Regions from separate parts of the Homo sapiens genome. Here all the other regions are linked to region 1. A link is a contact called in ENCODE Hi-C or POLR2A ChIA-PET data. All regions are on one chromosome and are shown on one strand. Each heading gives the region's core, a stretch centred on a gene start or an enhancer-like site at or near the end of the contact. The rest is flanking DNA. Distances are from core to core; before and after follow the strand shown.

Region 1 (3,149 bases), core at 371-2,870:
AATAGCCATCCTAACTGGGGTGAGCTAATACCTCATAGTGGTTTTGATTTCCATTTCGCTGATGATTAGTGATATTGAGCACATTTTCATATATTTGTTGGACATTTGTATGACTTCTTTTGAGAAATGTCTGCTCAGATCATTTGCCCGTATTTTAACTGCATTGGTTTTTTGCTGTTGAGATGTTTGAGTTCCTTGTATATTCTGGATACTACTCCCCTGTCCAATTAGTAGTTTACACAACACTAGGCACCATACCAGGTTCTTTACACAGGTTATTTCATTTACTCCTCACTCCAACCCTATGAGGGAGGTGCTATTGCTACTACTCTCATTTTACCCACAGAGAGTTCAGCAGAGGTTCATAACTTCCCCAAAGTCACACAGCTTTTGTGGCAGATGGAGCAGGGTTGGATGCCAGAGCCAGGCCCTCTAGCCCCACGCCTCGCTGCTGCAGGAGCCCGCCCATCTGCAGTCACTGCCACAGGCATCAATGGTAGTACCCAGATTAAGGATTTATTGAGCACCTACTGTATTCACAGAACTCTGATCAGTCTGAAAGCCCAAGCAATGAAGCAAACAAAGCCAAGGAATGATAGAAATCACAGAGTTCAAACCAGAGTCTAGGGCCTGAAGTGCACAGCATGGGCCAGGTTAAAGTGAATGAAACATTCCTATTTTGATCCTTTTCATTATTTATCATTCATACCCATAAATACCTTTAAGGGGATTAGTTTTAGTTGCAAAGTGAACAACAAGTAGGCAACAAATTAGCTCTTCCAACATTTTCTTCTCCTGAAAAGGCTCTTTGAAAGCCCTGTTTTGCAGAAACTTGCTCCTTTTGCATGACGGGTAAATCGTAGGAGACCTGGTAGATTATGCTACAAACTTAATGTGGAAAGGTTGCTTCATCCAAGATCCTGGAGTTTTCGTAGACATTGTCCTGATACTTCCCCTTGGGCAATACCAGCGCCTGCAGGCAACAGCTCTGACGCACTTAAGACTTAAATACTACCCACAGAAGTGCTGGCTTGGCTGGGAAAACCTTTTGCTAAATAGAAGAACAACATTTTTTTTTCTTTTCTGGAATTTGCAAACAGCATTTATTCTCAGCCTTGCCTTCCAAACGTTCCAATTGGACATTGCTGGGCAGCGTGGAAGCAGAAGCGAACGTCACCCAGGCCGGCAGGGGGCGGCACACCCCACACTTCGCTGCGCGCCCTCGCCTCCTTGGGAGGGAGTGTCCAGCTCCCAAAACCTGTCGTGGGTTTTGTCCCAAGTGACTTCAGCCAGCAGATGGTTCAAGTCCTGAGGCTGCAAAATTCGGGGTGGAAGGAGTGGGGCGTAAGGCTGAGAGTGGGGAGAGCAATCCAGGGGCGCCAGGGTGGGAGCCGCAGCGGGCCCGCGGCCGCCCGGAGGACACTGATGCTTCTGGAGCTCGCGAAGGGTCCCCCGCGGGAGAGGAACAAGGCCGCTTGCGCTCCGCAGAGGCGCAGGCACGGGGCTGGGGCCCGGGGCGGGGGCGCGGGTGGGCGGACCCCTCCCGCAAGCCCATGATGGCCAGGCCAAGGCCGCTGGGAAAGGCAGGACGCTCGCCCATGCGCTGCCAGCTGGGCTTTTCTCCTTCGCCCGCCCTGTGTTCCAGGGCGCGACCCCGTTCGGTCCAGCCGCTGGCTCCGGGGCTGAACCCCAGGTAGGTGGGTCGGAGCCCCTGAGAGAACTGGGGCTTGAGGGCGTTTCTGCTTCCAAGCGCAAGCACGGGGAGCCCTGATGCTCCAGCCCCTGGACACTGGATTGGAAACTGGCAAGGGTAGGAGATGTTTTGCAGGAGGCCGCCCTCTGTCTTCCTCTGTTCTAACACCTGCTGGACACAGGGAATCCTGATACCTGTATTTTTTACCAGAAAAAAATTCTAACAGCAGAAAAGTCAATGTGATGGGTTACGCCTCCTTAACGTGCCCCATTTGACCTTGTAAGCTTCCTTCCACAGGCTGACCTTGTTTTGTGCAATCAGTGTGATCTTTTGTCAGCTATGCAAAACAGTTTTTGTTTACTGAATCTGGTTTAAAAGGCAAGAAGTTGCTTCCCATAGGGCACTTTGATCCTTGGTGTAGGGCACTTTGATCCTCGGTGGAAAGGGATGTGTATGCCTTGAAACATGGAGAGTCACATGCGATGCTTGGTTTTGTGTAGAACTAACATGAGATAATCTTTTCACTGGTTTTCAGAATTGTGGAGAATTCACTTAGGAAAATAAGCATGTGTATCAATGGATGACTAATATGGACATGTACTTTAACTGATTTCACAGAAGCAGTGCTCCTGATATTTTGAGACACTAATTTTATTTGGTTCTTCTTTACCATATGATCAATTAGCTGCTTACCTCATAAGTTACAGAGGGAGAAGGTACTTCCTGTTTTCTCTTTATATCTCTTGTCCCTTATTTAAAGAAGCAATAGGGCACGTGCAGTGCCTCACTCCTGTAATCCCAGCACTTTGGGAGGCCAAGACAGGAGAACTGCTTGAGCACAGGAGTTCAAGACCAGTCTGGGCAACATGGCAAGACCTCATCTCTACAAAAAATACCAAAAAAATTATCCGGGTGTGGTGGCCGCACGCCTGTAGCCCCAGCTACTCGGGAGCTGAGGTAGGAGGATGATTGAGCCCAGGAGGACAAGGCTGCAGTGAGCCAAGATTGCACCACTGCACTACAGCCTGGGCAGCAGAGCGAGAGCTTGTGCCAAAAAAAAAAATATTTTTTAAAAAAAGAAGTAATAAAGGAGAAATCTTTTTGCTACGTTTAACTTATCCTCCACTATTCTAAAGTTTAAGCTTCAATAATTTATAAGTACAGTGACATTAACACTTTAAAGTTAGCTGATATGCTGATATGCTTAAAAACTGGAAAATATTTCAATTTTAAAAAATTCTAGGTGGGGTATGGTGGCTCATGCCTGTAATCCCAGCACTTTGGGAGGCTGAGGTGGGTAGATCACTAGGTCAGGAGTTCGAGACCAGCCTAACTAACATGGTGAAACCCCATCTCTACTAAAAATACAAAAATTAGCTGGGCATGGTGGCACGCACCTGTAATCCCAGCTACTCAGCAGGTTGAGGCAGAGGAATCGCTCGAACCTGGGAGGCGG
Region 2 (3,149 bases), core at 340-2,839, 230 kb after region 1:
ATGCTGTTCCACAATTAGTCACAGCTGCAGGGGAAATGCATAAAGCAAACATTAAATGAAAGCACTCTCTAAGAATTCACCTCAGACTGGAATTAGAGACTTTATCCACGTGGGACAGAGTACGCGGGGTTCTTGCACTCCTGACTGGCCTCCTCCAGCCAACTTCCCTCTGTTTACCAGGCCCCAAACTATTCTGGGTTTGACAGGCATGCAGATGTGCGGAGAGGAGAAGAGGACCGTGCAGGCTTGAAGCAGCAGGATACTGATCACTACTGGCTCTGCTTTGAGGGGTCACGGTCACGGCTGTCAGGACACAAAGATGGGAGAGGAGCTCCCTGCACAAAGCCCTTGTCCACCCTGCCTGGACACAGGTCCTCAAGGCCCCTTCCCAGTTTCTCTTCTGAACGGACAGCCCAGCCCTTGTGGGATGGCGTTAGCCCCGCAGATGGGAAGGCAGAGCAGAGGCGTTACAGGGGTAGGTGGGAAAACAGGACGTCCCCAGGGCAGAAAGTAATAGGAGCGATTGGCCTCGCCCAGCACCCCAGCACCCTATAGATAATAGGTGCTTGCTAAACAGTTGCAGGAAGCACAGGCAGATGGGGCATCAGAGGGCCCTAAGCACAGAGCACGAAAGGGGGACAGTTCATGGGATGATACCAAGTCGGTGTACAGCAGACAGCACAGGCTGTGACCGTTTGCTGAGGGCTGCGCACAGAGGAGGAGGAAGCCCCAAGCTTTCAACAACCCTGGCTTTATGAGCGGTGGGATCAGACTCTGGCTTGTTAAAGACACTGCCAGAGGATCCTGGTCAACAAAGAAGAAGACCCCGGTGTGTCCAACGTGGGACCGGACTTTTACAGATGAGCATGCGCTCCCACCTCCAGGATGGTAGTCGGTATGAACCCGCGGTGCAGCCATAGTCCCGTGAGCTGCCCACTTCCTGCCCTGGCCAGTGGTTCGCCTGCTACCTCGGTCGTCACCATTATCGGGTTCCTCATCCATGTGATTCCAGATCCCAGCACACTTGCCAAACCCAGTGAATGGTAAGAGGCAGAGGGTGGCGTCCCAGCCCATTCCTAGTGCAAGGTCTGTGCCTGCAGAGCTGATGAATTCACATGGTGGCGGGCAGCACTGGGTATCTGCCATAGGCTCAGGTGATGCCAGCAGTGAGCAGGGTGCAAGACCACCCTACAGAGCTGACAAAACCATGGCGGTGGGCATATCTGCTGAAAATACCCCTCCATATCTGGAAACTTCTAACTTCTCTTCAGCCAAAGAGCCCTTGACAAGTGCATGTGTATGAAGAAGCTGGGGTAAAGGCGGTGAAATAATGCTGTGTTGCATGAACACGGTCTCCTAGAGAAACCACACACAATCAACACTCACTGGACACGTATTTTGAAGGTATATCAATTGCTATCGTTGTCATGATCGAAAATCCTTCGTTTAAAGAGGCAGCACAGGGCTTTATGGGCGCCCTCACGCACAGGCACTCTGCCTAGGAGGGATAATGCCACTCTCCTCCTCTCACCTTTCTCTGTGCAAAGAAATGCAATGCTGCTATTTTTCATTTGTTTTATTTATTGATTTATGTTTATAGAGACAGAGATCTCACTGTGTTGCCCAGACTGGTCTCAAATTCCTGGCTTCAAGCCATCCTCCCATCTTGGCCTTCCAAACCACTGGAATTACAGGCATGAGCCACTGTGCCAGGCCAGAAATGCAACATCTCAATCTGTGTTCAGGCCCAGCTGTATTACATATTTACTAAGAGGGCAAGGGAAGGTCTCAGACCAAATGTCATGTCACCGTGGGGTGGGCAGCCGCCAAGGGGCCCTGTGATCCTGGCCTCCTGGCACCCACGCCCCTGCACACCCTACCCCACATCCCTGGGGCACGGGCGGTGCTTACTGATCCACTTCCAACCAACAGTATGGATAGAAAGGATGGGAGGTCTCTCCCGGGTCCCGGTTACAGAAGCTTCATGGCTCCTGCCCCGGGCGCCCGCTCTCTCTCTCTTGCATGGCTCAACCTCAGGGGTGCAGTTGCCATATTCCGGGAAACACTGTGTTTTAAAACAAGCCTGTGTGGCGAGGGATGGAGGCCGGGCAGCAAACCCGTGAGCAAGCTTGGAGGCAGATCACACACAAGCCCCTCCCGAGAGACCCTGCCAGATCCCCCGCTCAGCTGCACCTGGATTCCTGACCACATAGGCAGGGGACCTTTATGACACGCTTGTTGTTTTAAGCCGCTATGTTTTGGGTCTCATCACGCTGCCATGGATAACTAATCCACATGGCTTCTTTAAGGATCTGAAGACAAATATCCCAGTTGGCCCGGCAGATAAATATTGATAATATAATAATAGCTGCTGCTCATGGTGTGCTTGCCAGGGCCTGGCGCTACCCAGACACTGAACGATCATGCTCTTATGCAACCAGCCGGGACCTGCTAAGGGAAAAAGATAAGCAAATGGGGACGTGAAGCCTCAGGAACCTGACCTGCGCTTGCACACCACGGTTTGTTGGGCACCTTAGTGACCTGTGCCCCAGCTGACTGCGTGTCACTCTCATCTCCAGGGAGGCAAGGTTCAGCGTGTGACTCCAAGATCAACCAAAGCCTTCAGAGCCCTGGCACATGCCAGGAAGCACTGGCTCCCAGGAGAACCAGAGCCTCTGGGGACAGGCACTGCAATGAGCAGTGGCCTCATGGGATCTTGAGTACATTTAAAAGGTTGAAAGCCTCTTTGTTAAAAAGACAATTCCATTACTTTCCCCAAAAAGACCAATTTTACATTTAAAAATGCCACCTTCGTGAATTTCTGCAAATTTCATTGACTTCAATTTAAACTCATTTCCTCTTGGACTGTGATAGGTGAGGATGAAAAATGCCTGGTCAGGAACCTTCTTCTGTTCCTTTCCTCTTTAAAAAGCAAATTCCACAGACTCCAGAAGGATCCCAACATCATGTGTTATTTAAGAAAAAACAGAGAGATGAATGAGGTTGTTTTTTTTTTCTGAAGGTCATTAAAGACAAAAGATGTTGCTGAACAATGAATATAAGGCAATGCCGTTCTTTACCCCCTTCCAGGGTGGCAGAGATGAGCACCAGCCATCTCACCCACCGTCATGGGCCACAGCTCTCCAGTA
Region 3 (3,149 bases), core at 400-2,899, 160 kb after region 1:
TGTGGACGTTTGGGCCCGTAACTCTTGGTCGTGGAGGGCCGTCCTGCGCATTGTAGGATGTTTAGCAGCATCCCTGGCCTCTACTCACCATATCCCAGTACTTCCACTTTTTCCTCCAAATTTTGACCATCAAAAACTTCTCTGGACAACGTCTCCAGACGCTGAGGGGAGGGGGAGAAATCTGCCCCAGAAGAGAACCCCTGGACTAGGGAGTAGCAGGGAAATGAGGACAGCACGATCGGAGGAGGTCATCTAGAAGTACATGGACTTTTTCACTCTGTGGAATTGCACCCGTACTTATGGTTGAGCAACCGTCCAGGAGGAGAAAACAACAGGTGGTTGATGTATAAAAATATTGAAGATAAAAGCATCTATTCCAAGAGCAGATTATAACTAGACTGTATCATTTTAAATGCATTTTTTTCTCTTCTATTTAAGAATGCCAAATAAAATGACATAATTTCTTCTATATTTGGTAATTCCTTTACCAAGTGGCTGAATTGTTTGTAGTGGTTAATGTCTGTGTGATGATGAACGAAATCTTCCTTTAAAATGTGGTAAGTATTGTATGATTTGCTTCATTTTGCATTAATCATGGTTTGGACTCTTCAGAATGATGCATTGGAGCTATGCAACAGGATAAGCAATGCCATTGACCGCGTGGACCACATGTTCACATCAGAATTTGATGCTGAGGTTGATGAATCTGAATCTGTCACCTTGCAACAGTACTACCGAGAAGCAATGATTCAGGGGTACAATTTTGGATTTGAGGTAGGTTCAAAATAAGAGGAAACACGGTACAATTTAGTAATTGCTTGATAACTTACAGAAAGTTTTTGGAACCTTTTACAGTAAATCTGATATTGTAATCATAGCTTAATCAAGAATATCATCTTATATCACTGCTGTATATCAGAGATGTTAGTTTACTTTTAAACTGTTAGGTAATTGTCCAACTTTTATTTTGTGCTAACAGCCATCTACTTACATTTTAAAACTTTAAAGAGATGTTTTATGTCATAAAAGCACATTCTTAATTTAAACTCAGGAGTAAAACATTTATGAAACTGCATTTTGAAACACTGTACTTTCCATAATTCTTCATACTATTCAAAATATAGAAATTTTAATTGGATTTCACTTTTTGTTTTTAGAAAACATTTTAGACATGGCATTATAGTGTGTGATATTATTTAATGATCATTTCCTTAATGTTGATATACATGAAATCTTCTTACAGTATCATAAAGAAGTTGTTCGTTTGATGTCTGGGGAGTTTAGACAGAAGATAGGAGACAAATATATAAGCTTTGCCCGGAAGTGGATGAATTATGTCCTGACTAAATGTGAGAGTGGTAGAGGTACAAGACCCAGGTAATGACCAAGTAGGATGTTTCTGAAATGTGTCATGTGGGCTTGGTGGTATTTGTTCATATATGTTCTGTGGGATTCTTTTTGAGCAGACGACACAGAAGGGAACACTCTAAACTCTTCGGTGATCAGGTTTTTTTTAATGGAAAAATATGTAGAGAAAACTGCGTAACTCTTGGGAAAAAATTTTTTTTTAAATTTGTTCCAAATTTGAGTTACCTTTAAGGGAACTCATGTTCTCCTTTGACAAGTCTTCCTGATGACTAATGTATTTTCCTCCCTCATGAAATTTATTCATTAAGAAACCATTTTGGAATTTGCAGGGGTGAAATGGGTGAATCGTCTGTGAGGCTCAATACTAGCTCCACTAAAGTAAACATAGTTATTAAAGTGTCATGACTGTGTGAGAAATAGCTGAGTGTTCTGTAATTTGTAATGGAGGGATAGCATGGGGCACTTTCTTAAAGTCATTAAGCAATTTCTCCAAGTTAGAGAAAACACATTTGCTGCATCTGAGATTCAAAGTAGGAACTTTGTGTTACAAAACTCATAAATACTTGTTGAATTACAAATAAATAATTGTTGAATTACAGATGGCACCTATCATGTCTAAAATCCTCTTCCATGCTTCCCATTGGTTTCAAAACAAAATTAAATTTTAAAAAATTATTCTCCTTTCCAAAAGGTCACGCTGTAAACTTACTGAACCCAAGCAAAAAAAAGTGTCTTGTCCTAAATAGTAATTATAATTATGTTACTTTTCAGTATTGTACAGTCTAAAACTGCTACAGCGTTTTCTTGGTTGTTATGTGATTACTGAACTTTTTCGTGTACCAGGTGGGCGACTCAAGGATTTGATTTTCTACAAGCAATTGAACCTGCCTTTATTTCAGCTTTACCAGAAGATGACTTCTTGGTATGGATTATTCTAAAGTTTTTTTCATTATAAAATAAGCCAGTCACTCCTTATTTTCTGGTTGTATATGTTTTATATGTAATAGTGGTTTTTTTCATGAGATATTAATCTCAGCATATCATGTAATGATAATGCTGAGAAATTAAAGTACTCCTCATAGCAGAGTAAGATTTTTTTTCTTTTTGTAACATTAGTGTTCAACTAAGTCAATGTCTGGTTTGTAAACCCTGGCCCTTCTAAAATATTTGTGAGATTTATATTTTTACTGCCATCATAGCTGCTGCTTTGGGGCAGAACAAGGATTAGCTCTTTTACCTCAGTGTGCATCATTTTGAGAGCATCATGCTCGTGTTAAATATTATCACTGTTAGTCTGATAAGTGTCATCAGATTAGCATGATATTGCTCAAAGTGTGAATTCATTTATTTTATTCTCCCAGTAGTAGAGACGATTACATGAAAAGTTCTTTGCTTGTACACGTTATTGTGTTATGGGAAATTGACAGCTAATTTGCTTTTACTTATAAAAATGAAATACACTGTATTATTTTAAATTACATACAATTTGTGTTTATACCTATTTTCTTTTAAACTAACTGAAAATATTTTGGGTAGCATGTTTTTAAAAATATACTGAAAATTAATTTGTGCTACTTACATAATTAAGAAAGTATGCATGTTTTCTCTTTACCTTTCCCATTTTCTTTTGGTTTCTAGAGTTTACAAGCCTTGATGAATGAATGCATTGGCCATGTCATAGGAAAACCACACAGTCCTGTTACAGGTTTGTACCTTGGTAAGACAGCCGTTAACAGCATTTCTTCTGGAACATAATGATTTGAGTGGACAGATCCTCTTGT

Evidence for each region. A loop is a pair of places that touch in the nucleus more often than their neighbours do. ChIA-PET counts read pairs that join two places held with the same protein, here RNA polymerase II (POLR2A). Pooled maps may share reads with other maps.
Region 2: a pooled map shows a loop between it and region 1 (2.6-fold over the local background). The contact joins the promoter of AGPAT4-IT1 here to the enhancer-like site in region 1. A Hi-C loop is called at or near these places in 4 of 168 maps with a recorded cell type or tissue (A673, HCT116, MCF 10A and 1 more), 9 of 37 single-sample maps with no recorded cell type and 11 of 50 pooled maps. POLR2A ChIA-PET finds 5 or more read pairs at or near these places in 1 of 52 experiments (RWPE1).
Region 3: a map of MCF 10A shows a loop between it and region 1 (7-fold over the local background). The contact joins two enhancer-like sites. A Hi-C loop is called at or near these places in 27 of 168 maps with a recorded cell type or tissue (A673, GM12878, HCT116 and 19 more), 27 of 37 single-sample maps with no recorded cell type and 26 of 50 pooled maps.

The regions. Positions count from the first base shown.
Region 1 is chr6:160,929,676-160,932,824 of GRCh38, forward strand. The region is part of intron 3 of LOC102724087 (a long non-coding RNA gene); the gene reads left to right. Among named protein-coding and RNA genes, the nearest start is that of MAP3K4, 61 kb to the right of the region's middle. RefSeq lists an enhancer at 1,042-1,336. Within about 2 kb of position 1,621, at least 4 of the 41 ENCODE cell types and tissues checked have a DNase peak (open chromatin) inside an H3K27ac peak, as active enhancers do.
Region 2 is chr6:161,160,393-161,163,541 of GRCh38, forward strand. AGPAT4-IT1 (AGPAT4 intronic transcript 1) reads right to left here and starts at 1,590. Exons shown (of 1, transcript NR_024277.1): 1 at 1-1,590. The region is part of intron 3 of AGPAT4 (1-acylglycerol-3-phosphate O-acyltransferase 4); the gene reads right to left. RefSeq lists enhancers at 292-850, 1,538-2,038.
Region 3 is chr6:161,090,767-161,093,915 of GRCh38, forward strand. It overlaps MAP3K4 (mitogen-activated protein kinase kinase kinase 4), which reads left to right. Exons shown (of 27, transcript NM_005922.4): 12 at 613-774; 13 at 1,244-1,377; 14 at 2,212-2,290; 15 at 3,007-3,085. Among named protein-coding and RNA genes, the nearest start is that of AGPAT4-IT1, 70 kb to the right of the region's middle. Within about 2 kb of position 1,650, at least 2 of the 41 ENCODE cell types and tissues checked have a DNase peak (open chromatin) inside an H3K27ac peak, as active enhancers do.